Regions from separate parts of the Homo sapiens genome. Here region 2 is linked to region 1. Evidence: chromatin loops called from intact Hi-C (ENCODE). Cell type or tissue: IMR-90. All regions are shown on one strand. Links, peaks and the distances in the headings refer to the core of each region. The heading gives the core; the rest is flanking DNA. Region 1 overlaps CDK14 (cyclin dependent kinase 14). Region 2 holds the start of LOC101927473 (a long non-coding RNA gene).

Region 1 (12,226 bases), core at 1,889-9,888:
ATCTGAGTGGAAGATGGTAAATTTGCCAAAGGCCTAGCCCTGATCACTAGCAGTGGCAACAGCATAAATGTGAAAGCATATGAAACGGACATAGTCAAAGGCCTGACATGCAACTCATCTCCACAGATATAGTTGTGATGGAACTAACAGTTAGCCTTTTGCAATGTACATTGTCACATCCCCACATATGCTTATGGCAGTCTTTTGAGGTAGGGCAGATATTATCATCTTGATTGTATAGCCTAAAATTAAAAACAGGCTTATGAGATCAAATGATCAGCACAATTGAAAATAACAACTAGGAATATATGTACTCCAGTGAATCTTATGAAGGGAATATTATCCATTTTAAAACCCCATATTCATGGGAGCTTATCAATATCTAATTTTATTTTGTTCTCGCCGCAGCCATGGGTGGGGATATCTCTTCTGGGACCTGATGTCATTCCCCATCTAGATTTCATGCAGCCAGGAGAGCTGGGACAGAACAGAAGCCTGACTTCCTCTGTCCTGGGGAAAACAGTGTTTGCAGCTGGCTGACTGCCCACACCACCAACTTGGGCCTCTCCTGCCCACTGCTGGGTAATGCACCATGGGAAAAAGGCTGGCTTTGTGACAGTCTAAGTGCCAGAGATGACAGGCCTGCCTGCTACCCACTCACACCCTACCAGTGAGGTTTGTCACCTCTTCCACACAGCTCCCACTGCCCCCAAGAGGTTAAGCCCTGTCATTTTGTGTCATTGCCAGATTTCTTATCCATGTCTCTTTTTTTGTAGCAAAGAATTCAGTGTCATTAATAACCCCTGGTGATGGCCAAGGGCAGGCCCCATGCTATTTGTTATCTGTTGGACACGCGTTTTTTGATCCCCTTCTGATAGACAGAAAATACCCATCTTCTCTCTTACTAATTGGCAGTATGTGCCAGGCTTGGGAGTTGGCAACAGCCATTGCTTTTCATCCTTTCAGATTACGTGTTGGACTCCTCATCCAAAAGTGCACGCTTACGATGCGGCTAATACCTTCCTCCTGCCATCCAGCTCATTAAGGAATAAAACCCAACCCTACTTCTGAAGTGGCACAGAGCTTCTAGAGGCAGCTGGGCTGCTCATTTCCCTGAAAGGAGGAGATGGAATTAGGCTTTCTCGAAGTCTTCTCCAAACAGATTCTAGAAGCATAAACTGTAGGAGTTCCTCTGTTCTCCCAAATATGCCATGGGTGTTTGTATTCTGCGACTGCCATAACAAATTACCACACATTTATTGGTGTAGAATAGTACAAACATGTTACCTTACAGTACTGTCAGGCAGAAGTCTGGAAGAGCTGAGCTGATTTCTTTTCTCTGGGTCTCACAAGGCCAAAATCAAGATGTTGACCAACTTGGGGTTTTATCTAGAGGCTTTCGGGGAGAATTTACTCCCATGCTCATGCAGGTTGTTGGCAGAATTCAGTTCCTTGGGGGGTATGGCTGAGGTCTCACTTCCTTGCTCGCTGTCTCCACCCGCTCAACGCCTCCTGCATGCTTCATCACATAGCCACCTTCTCCATCAAACAAGCTTCTGATCTCTCTGACTTCCTGTCTGCCCCATTTCCTCTGCCTCCAGCAGGAGAAAGTTCTCTGCTTCTGAAGGTTCATGTAATTAGATTGGGCCCACCTGGTTAATCCAGGTTACTCTCTCTGTACAGTCCCTTTTGCTGTGAAAAGTTACCTGTTCACCAGCTTCAGGGGTTAACAGGTGGACATCTTTGGGGGCCATTTTGCTTATCAGAAGTGGGTACTAGAGTTTCCCATTCAATCCGGAGTCATGGAGTGAAGCAGAGCACAGGGGAGCAAATCCAGTCCTAGCCAGGTCAGACACCGTCTATTTTGCCTGGTCTCTGACCCATCAGGTAACAGGCATAGGCTTCTGACTTCAAGTTGCCTGGTTCACAACTGGTATCTTTAAAATTATGTATAAGGAAGAAATCAGTTTTTATCTCTAGCACAGAGGAAAAAGAGATTATGCTCAAGAAGGCCGCTGGCCTCTGAGGTAACTGAAAGTTTGGCCCGACATTTCTAGGTCTGTGCTGACAAATGCAGTAGCCATTAGGCCTCTGTGGTTCCAGGGCACTTAAAATGTGACTACTGTGATTTAGGAACTGAATTTTTTTACTATATTTAAATGTAATTAACAAGAGTTAAGGGCCACATGTGGTTGGTTGCTGCCATATTGGGTGACACAATTCTAGATCATTTAAATGCTCGTCAGTGTAATACAAATGTGGATGTCTGCTGCTTTGGAAACACTACACTAAAGAGTCATTGCATTTTGCACTCAAGTGTCCAGAGATCTTGCTTTTTATTTTTGCTTCTCACCCCTATCTTTTATTTGTAAACACCCTGAGTATAATAGCTCTGGAGTACCCAATAAGCATAATAAATCTGCAGGGGGAATAGTGGAAATATCAAAGAACATCAAGCAGACATTCCTTTCCCTGCCTCCTCCCCTCCAGAAGCCACGCTGTTCCCTCCTGAGGGGCGCAGCCTGTTGCAAGTGTCTCTATTCCTTTCTCCTTCTTGTGTTGTCTCTCTCTCTTTTCTGTTGGGAACTGTTAGGGGTTAGACACACAGCTCTCTACCCTTTTTGAACTCCCTTAAGAATTCACCTCTCTGCTGTTGTTCCCGATCTCCTTGATCTCCCCTAACTCTACTCAGAAAACACCGTAAAGGCTCAGCTTCCTGTTCATCACATATGAGATGCTATTGAGAGGGGCTCCATTTTCTAAATAAGCCTTCCAAATAAAGAGCTGATCCAGGTCTTCCTCACTGGGCCCCTGTGGGTGTGTGTGTGTGTGTGTGTGTGTATATATCTTAATTCTTAAGTTTTAGGACATTGAAAACTACCACATTTTACAAAGTGAAGCATGAACAGAAATGCAGTCATTTTTACCTCTCCTTATGTAAAAGAAACACATGATATGTGATACCTTTCCTCAAATTTATTGATATCATTTTCATTTGATTAAGAAAATATTTACAAATTTAGTGAATGTTCAGCCTCAAAATAAAGATGAATATAAGAAGTCACTGGAGAAAAACACTATTCGCTTTTAGCGTTTTTGTTTTGTTTTTTTGCAGCTTTATTGCCCAGGCTGCAGTGGCATGATCATGGCTCACTACAGCCTTGACCTCCAGGGCTCAAGCAATCCTCCCACCTCAGCCTCCCAAGTAGCTGGGACTATAAGTACCTACCACCATCCCTAGCTAAGAAAGAGATGATTTTAACAACAATGTCATCCCTAGTATCCACTGTTACCCATTCCACCTTCTACTTATTTGATTTTCATGAAACAATATATCCCTCTCTTCATTTGGGGAGACTTTATAATACTGGGGCTCAATTTCTATTCATTGTGAGGATAGAGCTCCTAGAGTATTCTTATTAACACCTGCATCTAACATGTTGTGTACATAGTGGTCTTACTGACCTAAGAATATACCATCAATAAATAGTATTGACATAGCAAAGAAAAAAACAGAAGAGAGGAAGGAAGGTTGCACAAGCTAATTATTGACACAAATAGCAATTAAATGCTTGGAGCCAGCATCATCTTTGGTAGCATAGGAACCAGGTTCATCCCTAGTTCCACTACTGAGCTGTGTAATATTCAGGAAGCTCATTAACCTCTCTGAGCCTCAGCTTTTCAATTTGTATAACCTCTTGGCAGGATTATTGTTTAATCTTTAAGTAAGGTAAGGGTATAAATTACTGGGTACCTTACTAGACACAGTCCTTTGGCAAATATTAGTTTACCTCCCTTCTCTTTTTCAGTGCTCCCTGTCCTACCTCCCAGTGAGAGCGTTTCATTCAGCTCCGAATAAGCAATTACTCTTGAACATGGATACCACTCCTACATAGAGTCCCCAGACATCTTCTGGAATATTCTTTTTACCTTCTTAGGGGCACATGCTGAACTGCTTGGTCACCAAAACTTTTTTTTTTTAATGCTTGTTGTGTAAAAACAAGATTTCCCCTTCCTCAACAGTTTCTTCCTAAGAGTGGTGTGTTAACAAATAGCGTTGTACATAATTAATGCAATACTGTGATTTGTTCTTAGTCTTGAAACACATTTTATTAGACAGTTTTCCAAATTAGATTGAAAGAAACCCATAGACAGGTCACTGTTACCAAGTTCAAATGTCTATTGGACCTTTTCTTGTAATATAACCTGTACACAAACTGATGGATAACCCTAAGCCAGATGTGTGGGATCTGGGCATCCATTTGGCCCAGTCATTTCAGAGGTGAGACTAAAAGTAATTATCCTTGCTGTTTACAGCATTTAAAGGGGGAAGGTAGATGAATTATCTCTCAAAACACAATGAATAAAGGCTGGGAGCATGGCCATGCCATATCTGTTGTGGTGAGGAAAATGGGAAGGGGATTCTGAAAGTAACTGGCCTTTTTCTTTTAGACACTGAGCCACATCCATACCCTAAGGCACAGATCCCATGTTAAACGGTTATTTCCATCATGGCAGTGACATTTACTTTAACAACAGATTTCATTATGTCTTTAACAACAACAAAAATGCACTGAAAAGCCTGAAACACACACATACACAACTCCCAACACAATTATTTTTCTGTCTTCTCTGAAAGAATATTTTAAAATCATTTCAACATCTTTGGGATTTCAGAAAAATCTAGTATTGGTTTACAATGGAAGTCTCATAGAGTTTATATATATGTGTGTGTGTGTGTGTGTGTGTGGTTATTATTACTCAGACTATAAATGAGACAAATGAATAGAAATATTAAAGGGATCAATATTCTGGCCCTCATTATATTGTTATACAGCATATCTTTGTGTATCTCTATGTGAATTCTCTGCTAGTCCTCAGCTGTATTTAATCCCTCAAGACTTGATATACAAACATAATGCCAAATAGAGAACTTCCCTTAAATTATTCAAATCTCCCCATAAGTGATTTCCCACTCTTCCTGCAATAGAAAACATTTGATCATAAATTCAATTAAATCAGCCATCATCTTTGTGATGTTTGTCCAGCTAAATCCTTTAGTGACTAAACCAATAAACATACCAGCTGTGAGTGTGCATGTGTGTGTGTGAGTGTGTGTTTATGGCACAACTATTGCAAAAGAATCGATTTGAAGTAAAGATGAAGGGTAGTTCTCATTTCTTAGGCCAGATTTTAACTACTTCACTGAAGCCAGGGCTTAAAAGATTAAACTTTTAGGGATAAAATCATGTGTACTTCTTTAAATGCTTTGGCTTTTATTTGCTAATTTAGAACTGAGTTTTAATAAGTTTTAGATCAAAACTGATGTACTTTGGAGATGTTAGGAAAAGGCATCAAACCACGTCAACCATTCTTCCTTCTCTTTCTTCCCCAGCCTCTCCTCCCTAGTTAAAACAAAGAAAAAATGACTGTCGACATACTTTTAAGTTTCTCAGGGAAAACGGCATGATAGGACTATATTACTGTTTATAATTTCTTATATGTCTGTCGGCTGAAGAGGTAAAGTTTATCAGAGGCTTATAAATGTTGATTGCTTCTCATCTTGATTCTAAAGCCTTTTAGACACGCAGATATACCCAACCTCCTCCCCTCTTTTTCATCTTACCTTTACTAATGATCCTATTTGGATATAACTGAACCCTATTTATGCATCTTCACATATGTGTATATCCATGTGGCCTGTAGAGGGCAGCATGCTCTGAGGGGAAAAAAAAAAAAAAACAGGCAACTGTTTATCTCCGTAAAATATGAGATACGCAGCTATATATATATTTTCCGATAGCAAAACAAGTAAAATGTCTCTGTTAGAGAAGCCAGAGCTGCCCCATGCTTTGTCTGTCCCTCTCTGCCACGTTAGGTGTCTGTTTGGATGATGAATATTTTTTATGAATTGGCTCAGCCTACCTTGGAGGCTACTTAGGGATTACACCAGGCTCCATGCCTTTGCCACCAAATGGGACTAAGCACATCATTATATTTATAAAGATAAATACAAATGGAATTTTTTTCATTTGGCTCTCATTTCTTGTCACCCTTTACTGAAGTGTAGAATTTGAGTCAAGCTGTACCTATAGTTCTAATTTTATTTGGTAGTCAAGTGGGACTTTACCTTCCTATCTTAGAATTCTGCTGTCTCACATCCTTTGCTTTTAGCTTGTGACTGCCAAAAAATTCTAGTGCCTTTTATTTTTCCCAAGAAAATGAAAAACATTTCCACAGGGACATTTTCTGTTCAGAGTAGACGTTGGGCTTAAAGCTGGGCTCCTTCCTTTGCCTGCCTCACACTTCTTTGGGGTGAGTCCCTGATCAGGACCCCTTCTCTGTTGCCACATTCATTGATTTTCTCAATCCAGTCTCTACCGTTCATCTAAAGAGGCAAATCCTCCCATTGTGTGAACTACACTATTCCTTTATGAGAATGTAGAAATTTCTAGAAGCTGCGTTACATATTTTAAGGATATAGAGCAGTACTGTCCAATAGATCTTTATGCATTGACAAGAATGTTCGCTATCTTCACTTTCCAGTATGGTAACCACTAGCCACGTGTGGCTATTGAGTAATTTAAAATGTGGCTAGTGCAATTGAGGAACTGAATTTTTAATTTCATTTAATTTTTATTAGTTTAAATTTAAATAACCACATGTGGCTAGAGACTACCAAATTGCGTGGTGCAAGATAGAACATAACTTCTGATCAGCTTGAAGCAAGTGTTTTACCATAATGTGTTGTGAGGTGAATTAGGATTTTCAGCTAAAAACCTCCTGCCCAAGTTTTTATTTTTGCACTTATTTCTTTATTATATAGCTATAGGCTTAAATCCAAATCCTATGACTCTGCCCCAGGATTTGCTTTCTCTCAGAACATCCGAGAGATTTTCCATTTTCAAATTCTTCGATTTTGTTGAATATTGAATGTCTCTCTCTTGGGTATCCAGAATGGAGTTTCAAAGCATGGCATTTCGGCAGCACTGATTCTGTAGGCGCTGGCCATTTCACAGTCTAAGCTCTGTCACTCGTCACCTGTTTGTATCTAGTGTTCCTAAATATAGAAACACAACTTAGTAAATGTGCTAAAATGTGTCGGGCTACATAGAAGCTTGACACCCAGCTCATTAACTAAGTTGGTTTTGTTTGTGTGTGTGTGTGTGTGTGTGTGTATGAGCAGCTGTTTACATTGACTACAAATAAAGCGTAGGTTTGTATCATCCTTTTTGAAATGACCTCAATATTATTTTGAAAATGTTCTTGTCGCCAGGTGTGGTGGCTTAAGCCTGTAATCCCAGCACTTTGAGAGGCCAAGGTGGACAGATCACTTGAGTCCAGGAGTTTGGGATGAGACTAGGTGACATGACAAGACCCTATCTGTAAAAAATTTATCTGTAAAAAAAATATTTTATTTATTTATTTATATAAATATATATGTATATATTTTTATATATACATATATAATTTATGTATACACATATGTGTATACATATATGTGTATATAAATTATATATACATATATACATATATAATTTATATACACATATGTATATAAATTGTATATACATATATACATATATAATTTATATACACATATGTATATAATTTATATATAATATATATACATATATGTATATGTAGTTTATATATTTTATATATATATATATAAATTAGCCAGGCATGGTGGCATATGCCTGTAGTCCCAGCTACTTGGGAGGCTGAGGCAGGGGGATCATTTGAGCCTGGAATGCAGAGGTTGCAGTGAGCCAAGATCATACCATTGCACTCTAGCCTGGGCGACAGAGCAAAACCCTGTCAAAGAAAAAGAGAAAGGGAGAAGGAAGGAAGGAAGGAAGGAGGGAGGGAAGGAAAGAAGGAAGGAAGGAAGGAAGGAAGGAAGGAAGGAAGGAAGGAAGTAAGTTATTTTAAGCTCCCAAGTAATCAGATGAGTTTTTTTTTCTCTCTTTCATTTCTTTAAATACTTCCATATCTTTACATATGATCTGCAAATGCCTGTCTTCAGTTTCCTACATTATGCCGATATTGTTAGTTTTAAGACATCAGTAGACTGGTTTTTTTTGCCACCAGCTTCTGATTCATGTTAGAGATATACCCGAAAACCTGCATGTACCTGGAAGTTATAAGTAGTTGGACCCCAGATGATACTCAATGTGCAGCGTTTTAATCCTATTTATTTGTCTTTCTTTTATTTCAGTTATAAAGGTGAAAATGCTGATCAAAAAGATAAAAAGCTCTAGCAATCATGCCAATTTGGGTTTTCTTAAAGCCACAGATATGAAATGTCACCTTTCCATTATAAATCATTTTATATAAACAGCCAGATGTAGAGTTAAAGTCAGGAATAAAGGACTGTGAAACAAAGGTTGTGCTCAGTTCCAGTAAAAGATAGCCTCAGCCTATTTTATGCTCACCATCAAACCACACTTTGGAGCATCTGTGCCCCCAGATCTACAACCTCCTCCACATGAGAGAGGAATGTAGGGTCTGCTGGGAGTCATACTATAAGAATAATTTGACCAGCCTCTTGGAAAAACCTAGGCATCCTCTTACCACAGGGCATGACAGAGAGAAATAGAGGCCATGAAGCTTTTAGCAGTGTTTTTTAGTAATGAACTTTAAGACTGGGCTCCCATGCACAAAGCAAGTTCCCTGCCATTGTAAGATTGGTAGCCTTTCCGTTGATGAACATGCGAATTATCGCAGAAAAATCGTTTCACTAAAGTTTCTACAATGTAGCAACTGTTTCTGTGTTGGGAACAGCCAATTGCAAACTCCAGAAGTACTTTAGGCTGTTTGATAATAGCATTTCAGTCAAATGCAGATTCAGATAAGCATAGAGAGAGAAAATGAAAAGTCAAAGGCAAGGACTTGCAACTAGAAGGAGAACACGAGGTACCACTACTTAACTCTTCCTCATAACATAGAGTTGAAATACATCCTGCAGATTTGTTGTTAAAAGTCACTCCTTAAATTACACATTCACATTCTAATGTAGAAGGAAACGATCTTTTTGAAAGAATATCCGTTGAAAGAAATACATGAATTTTTGTTCTAATTATTTGAAAATCCCTCCTCCAATGTTTTCATATTTATTGCATACATCACAGAGTAAATAAATTATTTGCCAGGACTTGAACTGCAGAACAAAAATGACAAACAAAAATTTTATGCATACTAACTTTAGCACCTGCCATGTAAGACTTTGCAGTATTTTCTCCCTAAACACACATCACAGTTACTCAGAATTCTAGCAGATTTCAGTTTGATACTCTGCAGCTCTGAGGACTGGTTCAGATGTGTGCGTGTCACTCTATTTGGAAGTATTCGAGCATAAGGATTGGGAACGGGAAAAGAAGAATGAGGATGACCAAGTAGAAAGCATGCTTTTGCACTGTTGCGTTGATCAATCTGGACCTGAGGCCAGCATCCTGGTGCCTACTAGGCAGGAGGAAATCAAGATGTATAAAACTAAGGTAGGCCAGAGAAACAGGAACCAATCATGGTGGACCATAAAATGAGGAAGTCATTGGACATTTAGAAAAAGGACAAACAGAGTGGGCCTGAAGGGGAGATTGGCAAAGAGAGTAGTATACTTTAGTGTGTAACACAGCAAAACACAGTTACAAAATCTTCTTAAAATTTGGAGACAGATTCTGAAGCATATCTATCAAGAGAATGTTTCTATCTCAAGGTACTTAAAAGAATATTGAAAATATTTGTTCTTAAGGTACCTCACCATTATCTTATTTTAGCAAGCATTTAAAAACAGAACTACCATTTGACTCAGCAATTCCATTACTGTTTATATATCAAAAAAGAAAATAAATCATATTACCAAAATGGCATATGCACTCACATGTTCATCGTAGCACTGTTCACAATAGCAAATACATGGAATCAACCTAGGTGCCCATCAGTGTTGAACTGGATAAAGAAAATGTGGCACATATACATCATGGAATACTGTGCAGCCATAAAAAGAATGAAATCACATCCTTTGCAGCAACATGGATGCAGCTGGAGGCCATTAATGTTAAGTATATTAACATAGGAACAGAAAACCAAATATTGAATGTTCTCGCTTGTAACTGGGAGCTAAACATTGAGTATTCATGGACACAAAGATGGCAGCAATAGACACTGGGGACTATTGGGAGGAGGGGGAGGGGTAAAAGGGTTGAACAAGCACCTGTTGGTTACTATGCTAACTACCTGGGTAATGGGATCATTCGTACTCCAAACCTCAGCAACATGCAATTTACCCATGTAACAAACCTGCACGTGTACCCCCTGCACCTAAAATAAATTTACAAAAAAGGAAAAATAAATAAAAATTATGAGACCTTTTTCATATGAGTTCACTCATGATCTCAATCCTCTTTACTTCATGTTTTTTCCCATTAATTTTAAATTCTTCAATGAGGTTTCTCCTACCAAAATATTTTCAGGGATGTACTCTAATTTGGGAAAGAATATTGCAGTCCTAAGGGACTCTTTTAAGTCCATTTAGTAAGGTCAGTTTAATTTTTTACAAGTGTAGCGGTGGGGGAGAAGTGGTAATAGTGCAGTATGAAGTATCACTGGCTACACTTGTTCACGGCACACGTCTGTGCCTCACAGCATGCCAGAATGCTTTGTCTGTATCATCTCATTTAATCCCGAAAACAACTCTCAAATTGTTTTCCTGGTAGGAGCATCTAAGTTTATTTTACAAATTTTATTTTCCTGTCTTCAGTTATTTTGTAGTCTCAAGAGCAGATCTAGGAAGTACCTGTCTCATTTGCCATTTTTATACCAAACAGGGCTGAGACTAGAGTGAGGCATGTAAGGTGCTCATCTTGGGTTCAGAATTTAGGTGGTGTGAAGAAAAATCTCAGCGATCAAGATAAATAACACTTTAATGCAATATTTCAAAAACTCGAAAGATAGCTTCAGTACCTTGTATGCTCTCCATCAGACTACCCTTCATTAGCACCCAACCCCACATCCACAACCCACTTCTTCATAAACACCAATACTGGTGAGGTTATAGAAAAATGAGCCCATTCATTTACTGCGGATGTCCCTGTAAACTGGTAAATGTGAAAAACAATATGGAAACATCTGTTAGCGGCCATAAAGATGTCATGGAACATTCAAGAAATTTAATTTAGTATCTTGATGCTCTGGATGTTTGGGAATGCTGTTTCCACTCTTATAGAACTTATCTTCTAGAGTAGCGAGGACAGCAAACAAAAAATAGACAGTATAATCTCAAAGAGAGCTAAGTACATGAAGACAATAAAACAGAGCAATGTGATGAAAAAGAGCACTGGCAGCCTGTAAGCATATGAAAGCTGGGATTTTTACTTTTTTCTTAATCCGTGTCCTTAGCGCCTACAACAGAGCCTGTCCCATAGAAGGCACTCAGTTCATATTTGTTGAAGAATGAAAGTGCTTGGTGGTGAGAGTATAGTGAATGTGGGGAGAGTGAGAGAAGAGGAGACTGGTGAGTGAAAGCAGAGGCCAGCCAAGGAATGGCCCTGCAGGCCAGAGTTTGGGATTTTCCTTTACTTCCAACAGGAAACCTGAGGAATTATGTTTTGAACCTACCAATTTCACTTGTTAGTATTTCTCCCAAGGAAATAGATCAACCAAGTAAAAACCGAGTTGCCCCAAAATTCTCATTATTTTATTGTAGTTTAAAATTTTTAAAAAGACTTGGTATCAACTTAACCAAGATTAAAGGAATGGGGAAAGGTTTAACAAATCATGATTCAGCAACTCAGTGGAATATTACACAACAATGTTAGGAAATTACGTATGGAGATTTTAAAAACATAGGAAATTCTCCCTATGTTTCCTGGAAAAAGATTAATAAAAAATATATATACTAACATATTACTATAAAAAGTCTGTGGACTAGCTGTTACTGAAATGTAATATACAAGATGAAAATGGTTGTGATACAGTAGTAGAATTTTGGGTGATTATTTTTCTACTTTCCCAAAATTATCTTTAATATTGTCACATTATTTTAATAACAAAAATGTTGCTTAATTTGTGTAGAGTTTCTGCTTAGGGTGATGACAGGGTTTTGGAAATACTGTGATGGTTGTACAATATTATGAATGTAATTAATGCCACTGAATTGTACACTTAAAATGATTAAAATGGCAAATTTTCAGTTATTTATCTATATTACCACAATTTGCCAAAA
Region 2 (12,226 bases), core at 2,263-10,262, 290 kb after region 1:
TTCTAACATAGTTTTTTAAATTAGTGGGTCATCAAGTCAATTTAGTAGGTCTTGGCCAGCATTTTTTAAATAAAAAAGACCAGAACAAATTAGAAAAAAAATCAAAATGCCTTGTATTTTATCCTCAGTAAATGTGATTTTTTTCCATGAAACAGCCTGTATAGGATATTTTTTACCACAGGTAACCAAAAATGTTTGAAAAACATGTTCTAAAAAACAAAGTCTTACAAATTATAACTGCCAGGAGTGTTTGTGGAATAAGTGGCAGGTTTCAGTCTTTAGGTTTAAATCTAGCACTTTGGAAGCTGTTTCATTCTAGGCATTGTTAGTAAAATTTATGTAGCTGACATTAGATAAAATGGTCTTCCCTTCTGTTGGCTACATGAACCAATCAGGTAGATTTCCTCCTGATGTCATATTCATCTCTACCACCACCACAACCACCACGGTCTCCTCCTACTCCCACAGGAGAATCTCTCTGGCAGGGCCCCTTGATCTAGTCCCTTACAGGCTGATGGATCCTTGCTCTTATTCTCTGCATCTCCTGCAAATGGATACATGATCAGTCCATCACCAGAAATAACTTAATCTAACTCATAACTGCTCAGAAATCCATATAGAGTTCAAAAGATAGGGCAGATTTTGTTGCCATTCTCATTCTCCACAAGCCACCTTCTGCTGTGTTTCTATGTTTCTGCCTTGTATGGATGCCTGGGAACACCTTCTTTCCTGGGATTCCCTCCTCTTCTTGGATAATTCAGTTTCATTCTGCCACTATGCCTTATACTCTAACCAGCCAACCCCACAAGCTGTCACCATTCAGATCCAAATCAACAATTTTTTTTTTAACTTGGATCTTCTCATGGTTCAGAGTAGAATTGTCTTAAAACTAAAACCTTTCTCTGACTGATCCTGCTCACTCCTCTAGACATAACTCTAATACGTTGTTATTTTTAAAAGGGACAAAAGACATGAAGTGGACAGAGCACACCTGTCTTATCTCATTAGACTGGGGATGTGTTCTCTGCATCACAGGAGGTCCCCACATTGGAAAGTCTGTGAGCTGACATTGAAATTTCAAAAGAACCTATGCTTTTAACCTACTGAATAATGTTTGAACCAAAAGATTCTTAAAACATAGATACATATTAGTTCCCTCCCAATGTCCTATAGTTCTATAGTTGTTCAGATAAGGAACTGTTGGTGATGACTAGAATGACAACAGAAGGCTTTGTGGAGTAGACGAGAACTGAACCTGAATAGGTGGGCAGAAGCAATGTAAATAGGACTTTGTATGCAATTAGGACAAATAAAGAAAGCAGAAAGGAATCAGGAAGCCCTGCATGAATGAATGGACCAGCCTGGTGGGATGGAGAGATGGATTGGAACTCGGTAGTGAGGTAGCATGGAAATGCAGATTAAGACCAGATCCTCAAGGAAATACTTGAGTGCCAGGAAAAGAAGGGAAGCCCTGGTTTTTTAGCAAATGAAAGTCTTGATTTTGAGCCAAGCTTTCTGAGCAAACCAAGGCAAATGAAGCCTTGGTATTTGAGCCTTGGATTTAGAGAGATTAACATTCTAGTTTGAGGAGCAGGATTTGGTACAAAGAGACATCCAGCAAAGACAGACCATAGGAAGAGCCACTACAGTAATCCAGAGTTGAGGTAAACGAGCACACCAACCAGAGTGATGCAGTGGGAACTGAAAGGGAAAAATAAATATGAAGGCTTTTAAGAGACAGCGCACCCTCAACTAGGGGCAATCTGATCAGCCGCATTGTATTTATGTGCTGTGTCTTGAACCAGTTAATTTGCCCTTCAGATGTGTCTTTCCTGAATATGCAAATTCTCATTAAGATACATGCCATATGCCTGCTTTGAAGCTAAGTCAGACCCCACCTAACGCTGGCCTTTACCTCTTTTTTCTCATTGGGTAATCAGCTCACTGAAGCAGATGTTACTTCCCAACTCCAGAGATGCCAACAGCCTCAGAAAGAAATGGATTATAGAACTGGGGTCTGCACTCAGCATGATCCAAATATGGAAATCAAACTGAGGCCTTCTTAGGCTCTGTGCTTGGCAATAAAAATGAAAAAGGGCTTAATGTTGGGCCTCAAAAGACACTGTGGTTACCAGGGCTTAGTGGGCACATTTACTTGCCCACAGAAGGTCTTGCCAATTAACACTAATGGTGTGCTTTCAATTTACCTTCACGGATTAATTTGACAAATATTTATTGGCTGCGTACCAGGCATCAAACAAGGCAGTGGGGATAAAAAGATGCAAAGGGCACAGTTCTTGACTTTGATAGAGTTTCCTGCTGAGTGGGGGAAGACAGACCTATAAACAAGTAAATAATATTACACTGGAGTGCTCTGCCCTCTGCTTGTCCTCTGAGCACCCAAAATTGTAATAATCTGATGCTGTAGAGAGAGAGAGTTTGGGATTAAGGTCTTCACACTGCATACTTTTCAATAATCACTTAGAAAGTCAAGAAGCCACATATAAATAAATACCTTACACTAAATCTTTTTTTGAATAGAAGCAAAAATGAAAACTGGCCAGGTGCAGTGGCTCATGCCTGTAATCCCAGCACTTTGGGAGGCTGAGGCAGGTGGATCACCTGAGGTCAGGAGGTTGAGACCAGCCTGGCCAACATGGTGAAACCCCATCTTTACTAAAAATACAAAAATTAGCCAGCCATGGTGGTGTGCACCTGTAGTCCCAGCTACTTGGGAGGCTGAGGTAGGAGAATCCATTGAGCCCAGGGGGCAGAGGTTGCAGTGAGCTGAGATCGAGCCACTGCACTCCAGCCTGGGCAACAGAGCAAGACTCTGTCTCAGAAAAAAAAAGAAAAAGAAAGAAAGAAAAGAAAGAAAGAAAACTTGCAATCAGCAAGTCCTCACTAAAATCTGGAAGGTTTCCCCAGCATGATTTTGCCTAGGGTCTTTATTTAACTGGTGTGGTTACACTGTCTAATGTTCCTTATTTTTCAGAAGCATTGAACTTCACGATGTGGAGGCCCCTATTCTCAGACCCTAGAGTGAGTCAGACTGCCCACGCTTAGTGGTGGAGAATTCCAACAGTCAGCAATAGGTACAGTGGGAACTGGAAAGAAGATAGCCTGAACTGTTAGTGAAATCCTTATGCAGGAGTTGTGAAAGTATAGTCTAGTGGGGTTTTGGCTGGGAAGTTTAGGAGAAATGAATAGCTTGTTTGTGAATATTTAATCTGCTCTGTGAATTATAATCATTTCTTTACAGTCAGAATCCTGTCCCTCAATAGGTATTTCTTCCCAGGGACCACAACAGAAGTACATCTTAGGAAAAGGTCAACCCAGGATCACCAAGTAAAGCACAGATTTTGTTGTTAGTCATTTAATTTATGCTCATCTGTAACGAACTGTTTGTCTTTGCTAAGAATTAAAACCATATATCATTACGAGTCTTTGCTTTTGTTTTACAGTTTTTTTATTTTTTCAGTTAAAATGAGGTGGTTTCTAGGGATGAAGGATATGCAAGGTTGAGATTGGAGAGGGCTAACAAAATGGATGTGGACTGGAAGTAAATGCTGTAATTATATTGGCTTTAAGGATTATTTTAAACCTTAGGAGGAAAGGAATGTATTGAGAACTTTGTTTGTTTGTTTGTTTGTTTGTTTTAATAGAAACTGTAGATAGCATGTCTCTAAATAGTTTCAGGTTAGTTTCCTTGAAAAGTATACTGCCTCGTTTCCTTCCTCATATCCTTGTTAGGTTTTGCTTAGTAATAATGTGAGGGGCCAAAAAAGCTTTTAAAGCTGATTTCCTTCACTTTGTAATTCCTTGCCAAGAACTAGAGTTCTGATTGTCCATGCCCTCTTCAGTCTCCTGGCTATTTATGAAAATATAAAATGAAACAAAGTGCACATGCCCCCTCCCCCCAACACACACACACACACACACACACACACACACACAGCATGCGAGAGCCTAGTGCAAGAGAGCACCACAGAAAAATATGTTCACATTAATTTAATTGCACTAAAACTGGAAGTATTCAGAGGAATAATAAATCCTATTAGATTATTTTCTTGTCCTCAAAGAGAGGTGCCTGCCAATCAACAGCCCTTTACAGAGAGTTAAGTCATACCTTGCAACTGGGCCTGCTAGAGACAGGACCTGGATCTCAAGCACCAGCCAAAATCTGTCCATGGAGGCTGGAAATGCTGAGGTGGAATCACAGGACTTTTGTGTTCCGTGGTTTTCAAGTGAACGTAAATAATTCAAACATAAATAATTCAACAGCTGTGTTTCACTCCAGTGGAGTCCCCCAAATATTCACCCATTCCACAACTCATTTAAAGGAGTACACACCCAAGTAATTAGTGAATTACCCATTTCAGCTTGTGTAGCCAGGTGCCAAGAGGTGGTCTTATGTAGATGTCAGGCGATTACTTAACATGTTGAGTTGAGGCAAATCTACAGTTTCTCTTCTTGCTGATCTTATGACTTTTTCTCTGTTAATCAAAAGATCCCAGAAAGTTGTATGAATCACCAAGGCACTGGAAAACATCAGTACAACACATGTTGAGTCCAAGGTGCCCAAGGTCTAAATTATTTTCTAGTAATGGTGTTTCCACCTAGCTTAACATATTAAAGCATAACTTACCAGCCTCCCAATAAGTCTAATCTGTCTCTTCCTGGGAGGATGAGAGAGAGAGAGAGAGCAGGAGAGAGCAAGAGAGAGTGAAGTCAAGAGAAAGAGAGAGAGAACCATTCTCTTTATTCAAATCCAAAGGGCTTCATTTACCATCTATTAGAAGAATTGACTTTCATATTCCTTGGAGTTCTACCCAAGTCAACCAGAGGGAAGGTTAAAGACTCACTCATTTAGGCTGGGTGCAGTGGCTCACACCTGTAACCCCAGCACTTTGGGAGGCAGAGGCAGGAGAATCGCTTAAGGCCAGGAGTTCAAGACCAGCCTGGCCAACATGGTGAAACCCCGTCTCTACTAAAATACAAAAATTAGTTGGATGTGGTGGTGCACACCTGTAGTTCCAGCTACTCTGGAGCCTGAGGCATGAGAATTGCTTGAACCCAGGAGGCTGAGGTTGCAGTGAGCCAAGATCGCACCACCGCACTACAGCCTGGGTGACGGAGCAAGACTCTGTCTCAAAAAATCAAACAAACAAAAACAACTCATTCAATAAATATTGTGGGGGTACCTACAACATTTCAGCCCTTACAAATTGTTAGTGGAAAAAGACAAATATAGCACTTGGCTTCATAGTCTAGACTTCCACAAATCTGCATTGTTCGCCCAGTAGAAGGGCTAGATTCAAATTATGCACAAGGAATTGAAACAAAATGAGGTATGCACTAAAAAGGTGACCAGGGAAGCAAAGGGTCTGGGGATGCCACATGAAGAACATTTGAAGGAAATTGGGAAGTTTAGGAACGTTGTAGATATTATTCTCTGTGGTTCAAGAGGGTATATCCAAGACAAAAAGGTGGTGGATGTCAGTTCAATATAGAAATGGTATAACATCTACAGCCATCCCAGAACAGAATAAGCTGCTTTGAAAGGTGGCAAGAGCTCCATTCCTGTGTTCAGGTAGCCGCCATTTCAGACATCACTACTCAGTGGTCTTGTGGAGAGATTTTTATTTTTCAAGTCTCACTCTCTCATCTAGGCTAGAGTGCAGTGGCACAATGATAGCTCACTGTAACCTTGAACTCCTGGGCTCAAGCCATCTTCCCATCTCGGCCTCCCAAAGGGCTGGGATTATAGGCATAAGCCACTGCAACTAGTCAATGTGGAGACATCTTTTCATTAGGCAAATGTTTTTGTATCAGATGACGTCTAGTGAACCTTCCAATTCTGTGATTCTACAGTTCTGTACACCTGATGGCTAGTGACCACAGAAGCTACCAACTCCATTAAGCAATTCATTCTTCAGCCTGAGCATCCTAAATCCAGTCAAGCAGAGGACTGGAGAGACTCTATTCCAGGTAGAACAATGCAATATAGCAATAGAAACTGCTCTCTCTTCTTACCTTCCTCTTACCACAGATTCACTCTTAAAGATCTTCTCTCTGGAGAGATGGTCACTGACCAACAGTTTTATGGAAGGGGTTTTCAAAGTTGAATAGTAATTTGTTCAAAGATACATAGCTTTTGGTGGCAGAGCCCAAACAATAAGTTCCTCTGTTTGAGTTCAGTTCCTTGTCTATGACAGACAGAACGTAAATGGTAGACTTTGAATCATGTTCTGAAGAGCAAAACGACGGGAATATTTTACTGTGTCTGAGTCACATGCTGAGCCTTCGACATGGATTCATGTAGTCCAACTTCCAGTACCTATTTAATTCTAGAATGTTCCAGCTGCAGTTTTTGGAGTTGCCTAGCTGAAAGATTCTGAACAGAAAAATCCTAGACTTCTTTCCCTACATGTGCAACTCTTCTTTTTCCTCCTTTCTTCCAACTCAAACTTTGAGGTTCCATAACTATTTACATAATCAGACACTTTGTTTCAGAAACAGCACAACTAATGTCTTCATGAAGTAATACCTTGCAAATGCTCAAAACCTCAAAACATTGTTCAAACCTCTATTCGCACTCTCTCTTTTTCATGAAAAGAACAATTAAAGAGATTTTAGGGGGAGGATCTGGCACATAACACCCTTAACCACCTTTCAGGGTGTTTTCTTTGAAGAATATGATTACAGCTGTTCAAACTTTAAATTATTTACATTGAGCAAAAGCTTTGATTTTTAAAAGTCATATGACTTTATATAAACTAAAAAATGGCAAAGGATCAAAACTTGGCATTTTTCACAGACACATATTGCCCATGGGCTGTAGCCCCTGAAGGGTGCTCGCTGGGGCCTTGGATTGGTGGGAAATGATAAACGAAAACTGAAGAATGAGAATTTTGCCTATTGAGTCATAGTGGGTTGCAGCTGAGTTTGAAAACAGCAGGTCATCATCAGAAAGGTTTATGTGAAATCTAATGAATCAGAAAGAGAAAGCGAGGGGAAATAGTTTCTTTTCATACGGGGCCAGATTCTCATCTGATGTAAGTCTTGGAGAATTAGCCGACATATGGAAATTATCCCCATGTGGTCATATGGGATAGTAGTATGAGGAATCGTTAAAGGAACAGGAATATTTAGCTTTGCAAAGAGAAGATCTGGAAAGAGGGACAGATCCCTCTTTTCAAATATTTGGAAGGTTAGCATGTGGAGAAGGGAGTATTGTGTGTTGCTCTCAAGGGCAACACAGGGTCAATGAATAGACATTGGAAAGACAGGCTGTGGTTTAATATTCTCTTGTCTCCCAGTAGGGCCTCAGAGCATGGCTGTTTCCTCACAGCAAGATAGGCTTCTGTGGCAGGACAGGAAACTGTTTGTGGAGCCTCCCACTGGCAACTGGGATGGGAGTTGAGGAGACTGACCTAGCTCTTGGACTGACAGTAGAGTTTCAGCCTACCAGGCATGGCTTGACTCCAAAGGCAACGTCCATATGCAGTTTAGGCAAACAGGCAGCAAGGAGGAATGGAAGGCACCCAGGCTTTAGAGTTAGGCAGGTCTAAGTTGAAACCCTGGCCCTGTCATTTATTGTCTGTGTAAACTTGGGTAAGTTGCTTGGCTTCTCTGAGCTGCAGTTTCCTGATCTGTACAATGGGGATAACCTCACCTGTCTTAATGGACATCTGTTGTTTCTGTCTACTCAGCATTTCCTCTTCCTGCTTTAGTAGAAGCATCTTAATTTCTCCCAAGTCAAATAGAGCCTCAGTGTCAATCAAGATGACTTATCTACCATGGACAGTCAAGCTTTTCCTCCCTAGGATTTTAATCTTAAGCAGAGTGACCCAAGGATGAAAAGTAGTTGAAGTTTATTCCTTCTGAGGATGGCATTATAAAGAGGTGTCCATCAATTTCACCAGTTCCTGTGGCCTGAATTTCCTGAGTTTCGAAGTTGCTGCCTCCTTCTTGGGGCCTAGTTGTTCAGCTTCTTTTATTCTATGAGCCTCCTCATTTTCTTCTGATAGATTGTGTTTTTGCTTAAGCTAGCTGAATCAATTTCTGTGGTTTGCAAAAACAAAATAACTGTATCTATATTCCTACTTTAATAGGGTCACTGGGAGGATTAAATGAGAAAACATACATAATCTTCTGATATAGCCCCAATGTCTGGCACATAATGTGTGGTCTTTAATGGTAGCTTTTTTGACTATTGGGTACCGTGGGCCCAAGATGAGGGGAGAACAGTTCTAACAGGTGGATACATCATCTGGGATATCTATTCTCAAATATTAGGCCCCAGCAACTATCTGGTGTAAAGAACTTGTTAACCACTAAAGTTGGCCTGACCATGAGATTAGGTGGAACTTCCTAGCTCTGGAAGTAATCAAGCTTAGATTCAAGGCCCTCATCAGAAGGCCATAGAGAGGCTCTCATATTGAGACTGAGGCCTTTATGGTCTCTTCCAACTCTCTGTGATTCCAGGTAATGGATACTCCAACTGCAGTAAGCTAGTGTGCAGGGATGGGAGCCTCAGGTCACCCTAGCAGCCAGGAAACACTTTTAAATCCTGATTTTACTTGATCCCTTGTCATTTGGCATTGTTAATCATCTGTTCTTCCTAGCTTTCCTGTGCTACTCCTCCTTGCTGATTTTCCTCCTATCTCGTTGACAGTGCCTTTTCATGTGATGTTCCCTCTGCTCTTAATGCCTTTCTTTACTTCAACCATCAGGCTAACTCCTATTTGTCTTTCAAGATTGAGCTTAAGGCCTCGGTCTATCCTGAAGCCTTCCATCTCACCCTCGTCACACTAGCCTCCCTTCCTCCTCCTCTCCCCAGTGTGCTTCAGTACCCTCTGTTCCAGTAGTTAGCACACCAGGTTTTCATAGCTAATTCCATGCCCCCCACCCATCTTACCCATAGGAAAAAGACCTTACACCATACTTTTGGGTCTTATTTGGTGTGTGTTTGTGTGTGTGTATGTGTGTATGTTGGATGTCATTTTTCTTTTTGTTTTAAACAGGCTCTCATTTTGTTACCCAAGCTGGTGGCATGATCTTGGCTCACTATAGCCTTGACATCCCAGGCTCAAGCAATTTATGGAGAGATGTGCTTTCACCATGTTGCCCAGTCTGGTCTTGAACTCCTGACCTCAAGTAATACACCCTCCTTGGCCTCCCAAAGTGCTGGGATTACAGGTGTGTGCCACCATGCCCAGCACCAGTTATTCTTATAGTTGGAAACCCAATTAATGCAAATGTACCCAAATGGGGCAGATTGAAAACTTTTTAACGATTCCAACTTACCTGACTTTACTGGCAAGGAACACAGTCAGGACCTAGATAGTGATTCAACCTGAGAGGCTAGTGAGCAGACAGATGAACCAGATTGACTGAATATTTCAAGCTGGCACCTTAGTTTCCTGCCCTAGGTATCTCCATCTTTAGATAATTTTCAACGTGTTTTCCCCAGAATCAGAGATTACAGGATAGTTCATGTAAAGTACATTTGAACGTGCATATCCTGGTCTTACACAAACTGTCCCAACTCAAAACTTTTGCCACTTGAGCCCAAGGAGAACAGAACATATTATGTAATTATTTTGCCTTCATTAGTTAAGGGATTTGTAACATGATTAGTTGTTTTCATCTCTGTAGTCCATAATTTTATGCCTAACTTTAAAACAAAGCCAAAAGCAAAACTCCCACTAGCATGGCTTTATTCAGTCCGAGTTTGTTTTCTTGGTCATTTGTGATCCTCCCTACTGATGAAGAATGTGATAGTTTCTCACCATAATGTGTACCAAAACCAGAAACATTTAGAAGACTTGTAATTACTCTTACTAGTTAAATTAATCTTAGTTCTTACATTAGAGAAAAATGTGCCTCTCCTTATCCTCTGAATTATGAGCTCCCAGGATAAGGGCTGTGGTATAGGGAGAGGTTGGGACATTAGTGTCTCTCTCCTGTCATCCCAAGCTTCAGTCTTACCCATGCCTCAGAGAAGGAGCAGGGTGAAGCAGGCACTGGCCTGTCCACCAGGGCACATTCAGATTGTCAGAAGGAAGGTTTTCCTGCCTGAGCACACACCCTGAGTGCCCACCCTCAGCAATAGTACTGGGCATGGGCCCATCAAGGAAAAAGGAGAAGAGTGTTCATGTTTCTTCCATAAAACAGGCCTGCTCTGGGTTTCTGGGAACTGCAGGATTTCATCTCTGTCCCACAAGTCATGACACCTGCAGCAGCCAAGGAGCTGTTTGCCAGAAGGAAGCCAGGCTGTTTTGCTAGGATGAGAGAAGACTTGGAGATAGCTTATAAAATGGAAAGACACATGAGAGTTGTCTTCAAAAGAGATTAGGCTAATTCTCCATGGTCACATGAGGCAGAACTCCAGGGTAGATCTATTTCCACTCAATGTGGTGGATATCTTTCTATCCAACAGAGCTGTTCAAAGAGGAAAAGGGCTGTCTTGGAAGGGACTGTGCTCTCTCTCCCTGAAAAGCTTCAGCCAGACACTGGGAGCCCACCTCATGGAGAAGTAGAGGGGGGACCGTAGAAACCTGGGGAGTGACTGGGCTACAAGACCATGGAGATTCCTTTCTTCCTCAAAAATGTAAGAAACCACAGTCTTGGAGCCTGTCAGAGAAGAAGAATAAATTATCTTTTTCTTAAAATATGTTTGTGGGATCTTCATGAGCGTGTTAGGGAACATCAGAGTGATTTTGATCATTAACCAAAGAGAGCCCACTAAAAGAAAAACATACACATTGCCATAGTAAGCTGGCAGGAGTCTGAGATACAATCCCAGATTCACAGTGCATTCGACACACACTAGACAGCATCTAGAACTATTTTTATCAGGTATTCTGATTTGCCTGCTATGCACACAGCACTATTGTAGGTATTGGAAGAGTTACAAGATGTTTATGGCCCAAAGAAAGTGTAATGTATATGGAGAAAGACATTTTTACTAACCCAAAACTTAAAATCAACATTGAGAAAATTGTGAACATATCCAAATATGAAAGAAAAGGGAGCAATCAAAGAGGATCTCAGCTGTAACTTAAAAGGTTAGGCTTCCCTGGGTCCCTTTCATACCTGCATTTAAGTGTCCTACGGGTGTGGGCCTATAATGTGACAACCCACATCCCCTTCTTGTTCCTCCCCTGGGCCTGATCAGGGTTTGAGGTAGGGTGAAATGACGAAGATCTCTCTTCTTGGTGGAGGATTTTGCTTTCACACAACAATATTTTAGTTGATTATAGTAGCTCATGAAAATACTTGACTTCACTCCACTGATCTCTTTCTTCTTATGCCCATATTGCTTTATTAATACTTGGCCTCCACTTCCCCACAGACTGGCACAGAGGGCAATCATGGGACAGGCAGCGAAAGTGCCTGGAGGAAGACAGAAAACAGTTTCTACTCCCCACACCCATAGGATGTGCCTCTACTTCCCACTGTCCAGGTGATGTTAAGCCTCACAATGCCAGATGAAGCCAGGGAAAGTGTCCAGGCCCAGTGGTCTTCTATCTGACTGTGCTAAACACATGGACATGCACATTATGAGTACACACACACACACATGCACACACACTTTTACATTAATGTTTGAGAAAAATAATACTTTGTTAAATCCAGTCACATTTCAACCAAATACCAGAGGACACATTTCCAAAGCAGAAGTTGCTGCTTGATTTTGTAGACTTTTAGATCAGATGTAGAAAAACACCAAGACTACAGGGCTTATATTCCAGAGAGGGTCATGAGAAGGAAGGAAGGTGTAAGCCGGGAAGAATGCTTGACAAACAATTTCAATGGAGCTTTGTATTTTCAAAGAAGTTTTAAATCATGAAGCAGCCCACCCAGCTATCCTGAAAAAATAGGTCAGCACAATATTTTCACAGGTGAGGAAACTGAGATACAGTGTTCAGTGGCTCACCCAACATGTATGAGTAGGGTAGAAACACAATTTATGAATTTCCATCTGGAGACTCAGTCAGCTAGGCTGTCTTATTCCCAGAAAGAGAAAATACAAGCATTTAGCAAATTTTATATTTTTATATGCTAACTATGCTAAAGCACCACTGCTGTAGACCAAGAAATCTCGAGGTGATAGCATACCAAAGGGTAGGGTTTGAAGCTCATGATTCTTCTCCAACCTCGTTTCCTGTTCAAATGCTCTTTTGTTGGGATATAGTGGCCGAAGCTGTTGCTGGAG

The links. Hi-C counts contacts between places; a loop is a spot of excess contacts. Peaks named below come from ENCODE experiments on the same cell type or tissue, not always from the same donor. Only the 100,000 strongest peaks of a DNase experiment are listed, where the experiment ranks them.
Region 2: a loop joins it to region 1, with 3.0 times the contacts of the local background. A loop is called at or near these places in 2 of 110 quality-filtered maps.

The regions. Positions count from the first base shown.
Region 1 is chr7:91,083,844-91,096,069 of GRCh38, forward strand. All of the region lies in intron 12 of CDK14 (cyclin dependent kinase 14), which reads left to right. Among named protein-coding and RNA genes, the nearest start is that of FZD1, 170 kb to the right of the region's middle. In IMR-90, for the core only: a CTCF peak has its summit at 5,702 (motif pointing right); no DNase peak of the experiment used is centred there; H3K4me3 peaks cover 203 bases.
Region 2 is chr7:91,376,372-91,388,597 of GRCh38, forward strand. All of the region lies in intron 3 of LINC02932 (long intergenic non-protein coding RNA 2932), which reads left to right. It overlaps LOC101927473 (a long non-coding RNA gene), which reads right to left and starts at 4,492. Exons shown (of 3, transcript XR_001744964.2): 1 at 4,374-4,492. In IMR-90, for the core only: no CTCF peak of the experiment used is centred there; a DNase peak (open chromatin) is centred at 7,010; H3K27ac peaks cover 631 bases.